Regions from separate parts of the Homo sapiens genome. Here region 1 is linked to region 2. A link is a loop called in an ENCODE intact Hi-C map of the cell type or tissue named here. Cell type or tissue: heart right ventricle. All regions are shown on one strand.

Region 1 (2,500 bases), 46 kb after region 2:
TTATTTTATTCATATTCCCAAGTCCAAAGAAATTCTTCCTGAGGTCAGGACTGCTCCCTTAAAGGGCATATAATGTACAACTACCGGATCTTGGTGTATGACAGCCCCGGGGACTTCAAGTACCTCTGTGTTTTCCAAGGCTGAGCCCTGCCCAAGTGGTGACAGGACACGTTTTGCCCACACCCTGTGCCTTGCCACTCTGCAGTCACCTTGCGTGCAGGGAGGGTGAGTGGTGGAGGAGAGGGCAGGACAGGACAGACCAACTGCAAGGGAAGCTGAGGAAAGATGCGTGCACACGCCCTTGCTGGTACTGTCATGCTGCTGTGGCTGCCAGCTGGGGGCCTGGGCCCCCTGGGCAAGAAGCAGGAAGGAAGAAGGAGACAGGAGACCTTAGCCTTCCCATGCCATGGCACTCTTCCTCTTTCCGTTCCTCTTCATTCCTCTACCCTAGCTTAACTTAAGAGTTCCAAGACTGCCCCAGAGTAGCTCTTGAGTCTACCATGGAACCACGAAGTGACACAGAAGCAGGAAAAGGGTTAGCCACCAACTCTGGGTGTGGCAGGGAGAGCAGCCGTCACATCCTTGGGCATCCTACCAAGAAAGTACAACCCAGGGTCTCTTTATCTACAGAGACTCTGGGGCCCATGATCTCATTGTCAAATGTATACTACCGTAAAACAAAGACATTTGTAAATTCAATATGAATATGCCTGTCAGTTGCTTCAGGAAACACGGAGTTCCTCAGGCCTTTTCTCCTTAGAAGCAACACAACTCAATTTGGTCTTTTACTGAGCAACTAATTTATATAAGCCTCCCTCCCACCATCGCCAACAAAAAGAAACAAGCCAAGCCTGTCTTCCCAGGAGTTTACCACATATCTCAGGAGACAAGACATGTGTACAAATAGTCCAAGAGAGAATGAGGTAAATGCTACAACCCAATCCAGGACAGAAATAATAGGAAAAGATTGACGCTGGCTGGAAAGATCAGAAATGTTTCATGAAAGAGACCGCATCTGAGATGGACCCTGAAGGAAGAGCAGAGTTTTGACAATCAATGTTTTCTCACTGGCTCTATTGATTGAGGCTGGGTTAGCTTGACTTAGAGAAAACCTCTTTGGGTTCCAGTAAAGTGTGTTTTTAGTCTCTGCTGCTGTTTTTGGATACCTTGGTAAAAGGGTCTGGTAAGGGTGGGTGGCCTTATCTCTCCAGGCCTCAGTTTCCTCTTCTTGGTATGTGAGATCAAATTCGGCTGTATGCCTGGCTCCTCCTTCTCTATTTTGTTCTCATTAGAGGTAGAAACACAATCCAAAGCTAAAGACACAGGATATGCCCTGCGAAATAATTTATTATTAGGGTATTCACAGCTCTCCGAGGCTCCTTCTAGGATGTTAATCCTAGATGTGATTTCATCATCTCCTACGTCTCCAATACATTTTTCTGAAAAAAGAAAGAAATAATAAAGAAGTTGTAGGCTGGGTGCTGTAGCTCTCACCTGTAATCCCAGCACTTTAGGAGGCCAATGTGGGCAGATCGCTTGAGATCGGGAGTTCGAGACGAGCCTAGGCAGGAAAGTGAGACCCCCCGCACCATCTCTACAAAACATACAAAAATGAGCTGGGTGTGGTGGCACATGCCTGTGGTCCCAGCTACTCGGGAGGCTGAGGTGAGAGGATGGCTTGAGCCTGGGAGGCAGAGGTTGCAGTGAGCTGAGATCGCGCCACTACACTCCAGCCTGGGCAACAGAGCGAAACACAATCTCAAAAAAAAAAAAAAAATGCACTTGTACCTGAAAAAATTGTTACAAAAATCATGACTACATTATCATGTTGGGGAAAATTACTGTTTTAAAGGCAGATTAGAAAAAAGGCAGACAATCCAACAGAAAAATGGGAAAAAACCTTGACAAGCTCTTCATGAATAAGGACATTCAAATGACAAATAAGCATATAAAAATGTGCTCAACCTCATTAGTCATCAGGAAATGAAAATTAAAACCACAATGTAATAGCATACCCACTAACTATATGGCCACAGTGAAAAGAACAGACAACAGCAAGTGTTAGCAAGGACGTGGGGCAAATAAAATTCCCAGACATTTCTTGTGGGTGTATAAAACAGAACAACTACTTTAGAAAAATGTTTCAGAACATTTAATAAAATGAACATATGCATACTCTATGGCCCAGCAATTCTACTCCCAGGTGTATACCCAATAGAATTACATAAACTCGCCAAAAAACAGGTACAAGAATGTTCATAGCAATATTTTTCATAATAGCCAAAGACTGGAAACAATCCACATTTCCATCAACATAAGAATGGATTAAAAAATTATTGTTTATTTACGGAACTAGAATACCACACAATCATGAGTAAATTTAATGGATATTTAAAATGAAAAAAGAGGCCAGGTGCAGTGGCTCATGCCTGTGGCTCATTCAATGGCTCATCCCAGCACTTTGGGAGACCGAGGCAGGCAGATCACCTGAGGCCAGGAG
Region 2 (2,500 bases):
AGTTGCTAGTCAGCCGTCTCAATCCTTGTCAGCCTGGCTGTATAATTGAATCACCTGCAGCACACGGGTGAGAATGACTTGGTCGCTGGGTGTGTGATGGGGCTCCCATCTCCTGTTCCAGGGAGGACCACACCACAGAGGGGCTGACAGGGGGCCCAACATGGAGTGATGCTACTCTAGTGGCTGGGACTATCCCTAGCCCCCAACCAGACTCTACTTCCCACACCTTTTCTCTAGACATAGATGCATTTTTATTTTACAGAAGTCTAGAGTTAATGAGGGCTGACAGAAATGCTAAAAAGTGGCTGGGCACGGTGGCTCACACCTGTAATCCCAACACTTTGGGAGGCCGAGGCAGGAAGATCACCTGAGGTCAGGAGTTCAAGACCAGCCTGGCCAACATGGCAAAACCCTGTCTCTACTAAAAATACAAAAATTAGCCGGACGTGGTGACACATGCCTGTAGTTCCAGCTACTTGGTAGGCTGAGGCAGGAGAATGGCTTGAACTGGGGAGGTGGAGGTTGCAGTGGGCTGAGATCTCACCACTGCACTCCTGCCTGGGCGACAGAGGGAGACTCCGTCTCAAAAAAAAAAATGCTAAAAAGTATCTAGCTGAGTGGTTTTTAAGCTCTATTGAGAGAAGCCAAATCAAGAAATCTATCTAATAGTCTTTACATACATGGATCTGGAACTGACACAAGGTTTCACACGGCTAATGCTTACTATGTATCAATATACTCTGATATTTTCTCTTCTGCTTTTTTTTTTTTTCTTAATGGCTGGTCACAGTCCACTAAACTGATTTCACAACCTGCTAATGGATGGCAACTGGCAGCTTGAAAAACAGTGATGTAATCTAGTATGCCCACATGACAGGTCAGAAAGCTGAGGCCCTGAAATGGGAAGCCATCTCCCCTTCATGAAAGGGGAAGTCACGGAGTTGAAGCAGATCTTAGCCCAGAAGCCGGGTCTCAGATCCTGGTCACCGACAGGCTGTGAGTCATCCCACTTCCCACCCCTAGACACTGGGAACATCTTTAGCTCCTGGCTGGCCCCTCCTCTGGCTCCAAGGACACACGTGCTTTCCTGCTCAGCACCCATCTCTCTCTCCTTTCTCTCTTTCTAGCCTGTGTCATTTCCTTTTAACTTCCCCCACATATCATGACATTTTCAAGCTCTGTGCAGCACAGGTGGCACAATTTCTTGGCATTCAGGGAGAGTAAGGGGCTGGTGAGGATGAAGAGAAATGAGCCCCAGATTGGTGCCTGAACCGGTGAGAGGCCCTGAGCAAGGGTCTCAATGTCTCTGAATTGTACTTTTCTCACCTGTAGAAGAGGGACAGTGAGACCTGGAACATCTTCTCTCTTAGGGTTATTGTTGGGATTCAACATATACCCATCACTAGCACCGGGGCCCCCAGAGATTGGGGGAAACTAATACTGTTGGGATCCCATATGTAATGGCAAAAACAACCCAAGAGCAGAAGAGGCTTTGAGCTTTTAATGGGCTGCTATTGAGGACCTCTTATGTGTCAGACACTGAGCTAAGCATTTCACCTGCGTTATGTTTTTTAATAGTCACGAAATACTGACTATCAAAATGGTGTTGCTGTCCCCATTTCACAGATGAGGGCTTTGGAAGTCCAGTCAGGTGAAGTCACTTACTCAATATCAAACACTCAGGCAGAGGCTGGACTCAAGCCCAGACTGAAAGTCAATTTTGCCTGACCAGATATGACCCCAAGCTGCCGCCCTGTAGCCAACCAAGGCAGCAATGACTTAGACACAGGTCCTGGAGGGGCCATCCACAGCCTACTCCCTGCCTAGACACCCTATGGTCAGGGCAAAAGGAGAGGACAGAAGGACTTCTCTTCCTAAGAGAGAGTTTAGAATCTCTGAGACCAGAGGCTCTCAACCCCAGCTGCCCAGAAGAATCACCTGGAATGTTCTATTGGTCTGAGACCCATCCCAGGCAAATTCAATTAGAATCTTTGGTTAGGGATGACACTGGCATTTTCTTTCTTTTCTTCTCTTCTCTTCTCCTCTCTTTTCTTTCTTTCTTTCTTTTTTTCTTTCTTTCTTTCTTCTCTTTCTTTCTTTCTCTTTCTATTTCTTTCTCTTTCTCTTTCTTTTCCTTCCTTCCTTCCCTCCCTCCCTCCATTCCTTTCTTTCTTCCTTTCTTTCTTTATTTTTTTTTTAAATGGAGTCTCTCTCTGTTGCCCAAGCTGGAGTGTAGTGGTGTGATCTCAGCTCACTGCAACCCCTGCCTCCTGGGTTCAAGCAGTTCTCTTGCCTCACTGTAACCTCAGCCTCCCAAGTAGCTGGGACTACAAGTGCGTGCCAGCATGTCCCACTAATTTTTGTATTTTTAGTAGATGAGATTTTGTCGTATTGGCCAGGCTGGTCTCGAACTCCTGACCTCAGATAATCTACCCGCCTTGACCTCCCAATGTGCTGGGATTACAGGCGTGAGCCATTGCACCCGGCCAGCATTTTCTTT

What was found. Peaks named below come from ENCODE experiments on the same cell type or tissue, not always from the same donor. Only the 100,000 strongest peaks of a DNase experiment are listed, where the experiment ranks them.
Region 1: a loop joins it to region 2, with 2.1 times the contacts of the local background. A loop is called at or near these places in 2 of 110 quality-filtered maps.

What each region holds. Positions count from the first base shown.
Region 1 is chr20:2,254,042-2,256,541 of GRCh38, reverse strand. No RefSeq gene overlaps it. Among named protein-coding and RNA genes, the nearest start is that of TGM3, 41 kb to the left of the region's middle. In heart right ventricle, no CTCF peak of the experiment used is centred here; no DNase peak of the experiment used is centred here.
Region 2 is chr20:2,299,804-2,302,303 of GRCh38, reverse strand. All of the region lies in intron 1 of TGM3 (transglutaminase 3), which reads right to left. It overlaps LOC105372503 (a long non-coding RNA gene), which reads left to right and starts at 787. Exons shown (of 3, transcript XR_937203.3): 1 at 787-996. RefSeq lists an enhancer at 679-858. In heart right ventricle, no CTCF peak of the experiment used is centred here; a DNase peak (open chromatin) is centred at 983; H3K27me3 peaks cover 1,858 bases.